Regions from separate parts of the Homo sapiens genome. Here region 1 is linked to region 2. A link is a contact called in ENCODE Hi-C or POLR2A ChIA-PET data. All regions are on one chromosome and are shown on one strand. The core of a region is the stretch at or near the end of the contact, and the rest is flanking DNA. Distances in the headings are between cores, read along the strand shown.

Region 1 (4,365 bases), core at 830-3,329, 140 kb before region 2:
AATCCAGGGGCAGCTCCAGGTTCAAGCGTGGCTTGATCCAGGGTCGACATGCTGTGATATTCTATCGTTTTCTCCCCAGCGTGGGTGACTTGGCTTGCTTCTCTGTTGTTCTGACTCAGTTTCCCTAGTTGCTGATGATTGGCAGCTGTATAGTTCCCTTCCGACAGAGCTAAGTCCGGTGAAAAGAGAATGCGTGACTCAGTGCACAAGCAGAAGTTTGGGGAATTGTCTTAACGGACCAGATGGTCTGTGTGGCACGCCAGTTTTCAAGACGTCCATGAGTGGACAGGAGGCCTTGCCACTGGGTCTGGAGCGCATGACTACCTTCCGGGGCCATGGAAGGCATCTGATCTTCCCGGAACACACTGGCCAGAAGCTGATGAGGGCCCCTTACCTGGGGTAAAACTTGGGCCTTTTTAAGCGAAGTGGGTGTTGCATTGTCCGGGCAGCAGCCTCCGTGGCACAGATCCAGGGTTCAAAATTAAGTCTGTAAACAGAACAAAGACAGAATTCCAGTCTGCAGGGCAGACGTCATGAATCTCAAAGCTGGGTAAGAGTTGGAAGATCAGGCTGGGTGTGGTGGCTGATGGCTGTAATCCCAGCACTTTGGGAGGCCAAGGCGGGCAGATTGCCTGAGCTCGGGAGTTCGAAGGCCAGCCTGAGCTACATGGCGAAACCCCTTCTCTACCAGAAATACAATTAGCTGGGCCTGGTGGTGCACACCTGTGGTCACAGCTACTCGGGAGGCTGAGGCATGAGAATCGCTTGAGCCTGGGAGGCGGAGGTTGTAGTGAGATGGGATCATGCCACTGCACTGCAGCCTGGGTGACAGAGCGAGACCTAGTCTCAAAAAAAAAAAAAAGTTTGAAGATCAACTTGCATTATGCTGATTCCCATTGGCTTATTATGAGATAAATACCTTTCTGATTGGAGAATCCAGGTGTTTTTCCTTTGCGCTTGACAGTAAGAAGCTAAAATAGATGCAAATGCATGCAGTCCTGCCCGGCCCACATCAGTGCTCTGGGAGGGGAACTCAGGGCTGGGAATCGAGTGATCTCTCAGGAGTACAGAGATCTTCCCCGCTCCTACTCAGGGCCTGGAGCTGAGAAGCTAATGCTGGCCTCTGGTCTTTAGTGACCAACACGTGAGCTCTCTCGTACTTCCCAACGCCCAGGTTTACTAATTATTTTAATAGTGATAGTTCCATATGCTTTTGGGGTTCAGAAGAAAATGTGATTTATTTAAAAGTACCTTTTTTGAGGGAATTCAATTTAAGAGAAGACCAACTTTACCATGTTTGATGCTTAAATAGCCGATCAGGACATTTTATATGTTAGTGGTATCTCTCTATGTGGGCCAGTAGCTCCTCAGGATCAAGGCTGGATGGTTGAATTGTTAAACTCTGCCTGCTGCCAGACCACCTGCATGTGACTTAGCACACATATGTTAGTGGGTGGCTGCATGCTTCTTTTGATGCTAAAGTAATATAACTGGTTGATAGATATTTTTCTAAATTCATAACACTAGTAATTTTTGTTTTCTTTGTTTTAAAGTTTATTTTGAAAAATAGGCATTAAGGGGGGCATGGAGGCTCACACCTGTAATCCCAGCACTTTGGGAGGCTGAGGTGGGCAGATCACCTGAGGTCAGGAGTTCAAGACCAGCCTGCCCAACATGGCAAAACCCCATCTCTACTAAAAATACAAAAATTAGCCGGGCGTGGTGGCTCACGCCTGTAGTTCCAGCTATCGGGAGGCTGAGGTAGGAGAATCGCTTGAACCTGGGAGGCAGAGGTTGCAGTGAGTTGAGATCGTGCCACTGAACTCCAGCTTGGGGGACAGAGCAAGACTCCATCTCAAAAAAAAAAAGAAAAGAATAGGCATTATGTTTTTCCCCATCTAATTTCTCTTCAGATCCAAAAGGCCACAGCAAAATAGTAAATCTAAAAGATGTCTCAGTGGAATGATTACTCATGCAATGTAAACTGAAGCTGACAAAAACGAACAAAAACCATGAGTAGACTGTCCGCTGTTTCGTGGGTTAGATTATCCTGGCGTAGATACGAGATCAGTCATCACTGCTGTGTTCATTGGTTTCTTTATTCTGGAGGATGTTGCTTTCCCTCCTGTTTCAAGCTAAGAGGATGGGAGACACAGAACTCCAAGGAGACTAGCCCGGAGGCCCGAGGTGAAGAATGGCAGCCGTCCTCCGGGCGTCTGAGGGCCTTGGGTGTTCTGGTGTCTTGTTTATTCCAGATCTGACTGCCTCCTGCGTCATCTGCCCGTGGAAAGCAGGGTTCATGCCCTGCTCCTGTCCAGATGCCCTGCACGTCTGAGCAGCCCGGAGCACCAGGGCAGGGTGTTTACGGGAAAGCAGGCTGCGGTCAGCCCCACACACTCTGTCCTACCGGGCTGTTGTATGCTGAGCCCTGCAGAGCTTTGGAGGCTTTAGGAGGAGCCTTCGGGAGCATCTGTCTTTTGTTCTACAGTTAAATCAGAAGGAGAGGCTTGACCAGTGACTGTTACCTGATTTGACCTTTGTCCACATGAGATAACAAAACTCTTATCAGACATAATTGACATTTTAAAAGGGCACATACTTAAAGTAGGCTTGCTGAGTTTTGACATCCGCCTCCAAGGTGCAAGTAATCCTCCTGCCTTAGCCTCCTACTTTTAGCTACTCCTGAGTAGCTGGGACTATAGGCACGTGCCCCCATGCCTGGATTTTTTTTTTTAAATTTCTTTTTAATTTTTTATTTTGTGGAGATGGAGTCTTGCTATTTGCCCAGGCTGGTCTTCAACTCCTGGCTTCAAGCAGTCCTCCCACCTTGGCCTCTTGAAGCCCTGGGATTACAGCTGTGAGCCATGTGGCTGGCTTGTAATCAGTGATCTTTTATGTTACTATTGTAATTGTTTTGGGGTATTATAAACCACACCCATGTAAGACTACAAACTTAATCTAAATGTTGTGTGTGTTCTGACTGTCCACTGACTGGCCGTCCCTCCATCTCTCCTCCCTTTCCAGGCCTTATTCCCTGAGACACAGCAGTATTGAAATCAGGCCAGTTGATAACCCTACAGTGGCCTTTCAGTGTACTAGTGAAAGGAAGAGTTGCATGTCCCTTACTTTAAATCAAAAGCTATAAATGATTAAGCTTAGTGAGGAAGGCATGTCAAAAGCTGAGATAAGTCAAAAGCTAGGTCTCTTGCATCAGTTAGTTTATGGAGGAAGTTTTAGTGGTTTGGGAAGAAGAGCAAACCAGCCACAACATTCCACTCAGCCAAAGTTTGATCCAGAGCAAGGCCCTAACTCTCTTCATTTCTGTAAAGGCAGAGAGTTAAGGAAGCTGCAGAAGGAACGTTTGGAGCTAGCAGAGATTGGTTCATGAGGTTTAAGGAAAGAAGCCAACTGCATAAGATAAAAGTGCAAGGTGAAGCATCAAATGCTGATGGAGAAGCTGCAGCAAGTTCTCCAGAAGTTCTAGCTAGTATCAGTGATTAAGGTGGCCACATTCAACAACAGATTTTTAATGTGGACAAAGCAGCCTTCTATGGGAAGAAGATGCCATCTAGGACTTCCATAGCTACAGAGGAGAAGTCATTGCCTGGCTTCAAAGCTTCAAAGGACAGGGTGAACTCTTGGTAGGAGCTAATGCAGCTGGTGACTTTAAACTGAAGCCAGTGCTCATTTACCATTCCCCAACCCTAGGGTCTTAAGGACCCTGCCAAATCTACTGTGTTTCTGCTCTACCAATGGAAAAACAAGGCCTGGATGACAGCATATTTGTTTGCCGCATGGTTCTCTGAATATTTTAAGCTCACTGTTGAGACCTACTGCTCGGAAAAAAAGATTATTTTCAAAATACTGCTGCTCGTTTACAATGCATCTCGTCACCCAAGAGCTCTGATGGAGAATGCAAGGGGATTAATGTTGTTTTCATGGCTGCTAACACAAAACATCTATTCTGCAGCCCATGAATTAGGGACTAATTTTGACTTTCAAGTCTTATTATTTAATAAATTCATTCCATAATACTGTAACTGCTATAGATAGCGATTTCTCTGATTAAACTGGGCAAAGTCAACTGAAAACCTTCTGGAAAGGAGTCATCATTTTAGACACCATTAAGAACATTTTTGATTCATGGGGGGGTCAAAACATCAACATGTACAGGAGTTTAGAAGAAGTTGATTCCAACCCTCATGGATGGCTTTGAGGGGTTCAGAGACTTCGTGGAGAAAGTCACAGCAGATGTGGTGGAAATAGCAAGAGAGCTAGAATTAGAAATGGAGTCTGAAGATATGAGAGAATTGCTGCAACTTCATGATAAACTAGAACAGAGGGGGAGTTGTGTCTATGGATGAG
Region 2 (4,026 bases), core at 898-3,397:
CCTGGGGCCTGGTGGGCTGACCTCCCAGAGTGACCTGGACAGGGAAGCATGACCCGACAGCACGGGGCAGGCGCTTAGCTGCGTAGACTCCACACAGCCTCCATTTGCTGTGTGACTCTCGGAAAGCTGCTTAGCCTCTCTGAACTTTGGTTATGTCGTCTGTAAAGTAAAGATAATGATTTCTAGTCTAGGATTATCTTCAGATTCAATGACACAGTTGTGGGATACTTAGTGCAATGCCCAGTAAATAATCCATTATTCTCATGGTCATCATCCCCTCTGTTCTGTCGGGTTCATGCACGTTCCTGCTCCTCCCCTTTCCCCTCTCACGCTGTCCTTGTAAGCAGGTGGCCGATTCCACTTCAGCACCAAAGGGGAGAAAACAGCTGGCCCAAAGCTCAGGAGTCCTGCTTTTTTTTTTTCTCTTGCCTGTGATTTTCCAAAAGCCTAGATCCTTATGAGGATTTAGAGCACTTTAGGAGAAGGTACAAGGCAGAAGAGGCAGAGGGCCAAGCGAGGAGCAGCCTGGCCTAGAAGAAATGTGAGCATCTGGGTGGGAAATGAGAGGGGCTGTCCAGGGAGCGGAGAGAACCCTGGAGGCCCGAAGCGAAAGGGCCGGGGGCAGCTGAGAGCGTCCTGCGTCGGGTGGGTGGGGAGGAACCCTCTCCCTGACTCCTCATGCTGGCTTCCATCCCGGGCGCCTGACATGACCCTGATTGAACGCAGGGACAGGATCTACAGGGATTGAAGCGGGTTTCCGCTCATGCAGAGGGTGTCGTTGGCTTATAGAAAATAACGGCAGAGGTCAGTTCTTGCACACCCACTCCTGGGCATAGAAATCCATCCCTGCACGTTTTAAATTACGTCATAGTCTTCATATTGCTCCTTCAAACCCACGTTCATTTCAGTGAATGCCACCTTTTCTGTCCAGCTGCAGAATGTGCTCACCTGTCTTTCCGACCACTGCCTCGTGTCCTCTTGCCTCTCTGAACCTTGTGCTCCCAACCACTCTCTGCTCTGCTGCCCACATGATCATTCTAAGAAGCAAAACACATTACACAATTTCCCTGCTTCACATCGGCTGAGTCCAAAGAATGAGTACAAGGGGCATCGTAGCTTGGCCTTGACCCCTCTGCAGCCCAGCTGGTTCCATTCCCCGAGGCCTCAGGGGCTTCCACACTCGGCCATGTCTGCCAGGGACACCCTCCACCCACTCCCCATAGTCAGCGGACAAAGCCTCATTTATCCCGGAAGGCCCAGCTCCGAGACCAAGTGCTCGGTGAAGCCTTCCCCAGCTTTGCTGAGCTGAAGAGGCTGTACCCATCCCTGGCAAACCCAAACCTTCCCTCTTTCTCAAAAGGCACCTGGGGAACCCCGTTTTTCCCAGGGGTGTTCAGGGAGGAGGAGGAATGCCTGCCAGCACCAGGGGCCCTGGGTCTGCTACACACTGGGCCAGACAATTATCTATCCACCCAGATAATTATTTTAAAGTACATATTTACATAGAACATGTTTATGCAAATATCTATAATATAAACTGATAAATATTTATAGAGGTATGTTCACTTGTAGTAGACACTTCTCTGTATGTGCATATTTACATTTGTAATCCAAGCCTTACGACACAACCAGGGCAAGTGCAGGAGGCTCCCCCGAGTGGAGGTGGAGGAACAAGTGTCCTGAAGGGAGCTGGCACCATGGGCAGTGTCTGGGAGCCTCAGCCACCTTTGGGTGGAGTGTTGGACAGTCCTGGAGGGAGCTGGCACCACGGGCAGCATCTGGGAGCCTCAGGGCACCTCCGGGAGGAGCGTTGGACAGTCCTGGAGGGAGCTGGCACCACGGGCAGTGTCTGGGAGCTTCGGGGCACCTTCGGGTGGAGCGTTGGACAGTCCTGGAGGGAGCTGGCACCACAGGCAGCGTCTGGGAGCCTCGGGGCACCTCTGGGTGGAGCGTTGGACAGTCCTGAAGGGAGCTGGCACCACGGGCAGCGTCTGGGAGCCTCGGGGCACCTCTGGGTGGAGTGTTGGACAGGAAGCCGGGAGGAGGCTTGTTTGGATTTCTGGCCTGTTTCCCCAGCACCATGTTTAGACCCTGGTAAACAAATGACTAAGCCCTTAGACTGCCTCTTCCATCTCCAGGTCTCATGTGGGGTCACAGCTTCTCCCTAAGAACGGCTAAGGAGGTCACGGCAGGTCAGCTATGGCTTGGACTTTGGACTTAGCAGGCCTGACATCACCGGGTTAGGGGGCACACACACAATGACGTCACCTCCAGATGTGGGGCCCTGTGGATCCCTGCACGTCTGTGGTTTGCAGGCTGATGAGCCGGGTTTTTTCTGGGAAGGCAAATCTTCCACATCTGGGAAGAGTCCGATGCACACAGAGCGCCCTTCCCCTGCTCGTTCATCAGCAGATGCGACGCTGCTGACCATCCTTGCTGGAAATGGTCAGCAGATGATGGAGGAACAGGCCCCGGGGGTCCCAGGCCCAGCTCCGTGAATAAGCCCCATCCTCATGAGCAACACAGATCCATGCCTCCCCGAGACCAGGGGCTCCTGAGGGCACAGGCCGCGGCTCATCCACTCACAGTATTGTTTTTAAAGTCCAGCTCTCATCCCGGGGCCCAGCACAGTTCCTGACATGCGGGAGTGTCAGTCAGCACTTGTCCAATCTCTCATCCTTGAACACATATTTATTGAGGGCAATGTTCTAGGCACTGGCGATGCCTCAGTGAGCAAAACAGACCCTGCCCCAGAGAACTTCCCTTCTAGTCAGGTGGGTGTGGAGGGACAGGTGGCAATCAGTTAACAATAAGCATCATCAATACTAACATCACATCGAATGCTGGAAGATGATATGTGTTATGGAAAAAGACGTTGAACAGGGTGAGGGCCCCAGGGAATTGGAGGGTGGTGGGGTGAGCTAGGTGCGGGGTTAAACCAGGTGGTCGGGGGATCGGAGGAGTGTGGCATGCACAGAGCTGCGGAGGAGACTTGCTGGCAGAGGGAAGGGGCAGGCAAAGGCTGTGGCAGGGAGACCCCTGAGCTGGGTGAGCAGGGAGCAGCAGGAAGAGGAGGGGCCAGGGCACAACACAGTTGGGCCCTCCAGGGCATCCCAGGCCACTGTGAAGACGGCTTATCCTGCCAGTGGAGAAGGAAGGCTTTGCTATTCTTAAGCCAAAGAGTGAAATGCCCTGGTTTGGGTTTGGTGACAGAGCAGAGGGCAGAGGCCATGAGCAGAGCTATCATGAGCGACCTTGAGCCAGTGCCTCATCCTGGGTGCCTGGAGAATAAGCTTCTCCCCAGGAGGGCTGCAGCCAAGCTCACTGAAGACATGGGAATCGCACTGCTGTTTCTGTTTCTCTTGTCCTCGTGGTCCCATGACTTTGCCAGCAGACTTTGCAGTACCCGGAGCTGGGAGGTGGCAACTCCTCTGGCCAGGAGACGCCGTCCACGGCCACACGGGATGGGGGACAGGCCAGGGCACCTCTCTTCTCCTCCTGAATCTTGTTAGTTTCACCTCGTACAATGCGTCTTGTTCCTTAATGCTCACCCTGAAATGCTGTGGGATTCAGTCCCCAAAATCATGCACAGTAGTTTTGAAGGTAGAATCAGCATGATTTCTAACTGGTTAAGTGAACTTTATTAGAGAAAGAGAGGGGCCAAGAAAGGCTCCAAAGCTGATGGCCTGAGCAGCTGGAATGAGATGCTCACCAGATTCACCACCTACTGAGGCAGAGAAGGCAGTTCCCAAGCCCCCTTCCCAAATCCGGAAGGGGCCCTGGTGCCCTCTGGTGAGATGAGACCATTTCTTTACATAGTTAGGAAAGTGAGCCTGGAGCCAGGTGCCAGGCTCCATCTCGGAGGGACACAGCCAGCCCTGGGAAGGCGCGTCTACTCCCCAGATGACCTTCTCCTAACTTTATGAGCCGGTGAAACGAATTTGATGGGCTTAGTGAGCTCGGATCTGATTTTCGTCAACAACTTTGAGGACAATCCTCATTTTCAGGAGATTCTGAGGTTCCCTT

Evidence for each region. Hi-C counts contacts between places; a loop is a spot of excess contacts on that map. ChIA-PET counts read pairs that join two places held with the same protein, here RNA polymerase II (POLR2A). Pooled maps may share reads with other maps.
Region 1: a map of endothelial cell of hepatic sinusoid shows a loop between it and region 2 (5-fold over the local background). The contact joins two enhancer-like sites. A Hi-C loop is called at or near these places in 62 of 168 maps with a recorded cell type or tissue (A673, IMR-90, PC-9 and 38 more), 4 of 37 single-sample maps with no recorded cell type and 35 of 50 pooled maps. POLR2A ChIA-PET finds 5 or more read pairs at or near these places in 6 of 52 experiments (AG04450, H1, PC-9 and 3 more).

The regions. Positions count from the first base shown.
Region 1 is chr2:1,735,050-1,739,414 of GRCh38, reverse strand. All of the region lies in intron 1 of PXDN (peroxidasin), which reads left to right. Among named protein-coding and RNA genes, the nearest start is that of PXDN, 7.3 kb to the left of the region's middle. Within about 2 kb of position 2,079, at least 7 of the 41 ENCODE cell types and tissues checked have a DNase peak (open chromatin) inside an H3K27ac peak, as active enhancers do; they include transverse colon, where a contact is called at or near this core.
Region 2 is chr2:1,598,852-1,602,877 of GRCh38, reverse strand. The region is part of intron 4 of LALTOP (lung cancer associated lncRNA targeting TOP2A); the gene reads left to right. Among named protein-coding and RNA genes, the nearest start is that of LALTOP, 25 kb to the left of the region's middle. RefSeq lists an enhancer at 3,988-4,026. Within about 2 kb of position 2,147, at least 8 of the 41 ENCODE cell types and tissues checked have a DNase peak (open chromatin) inside an H3K27ac peak, as active enhancers do; they include transverse colon, where a contact is called at or near this core.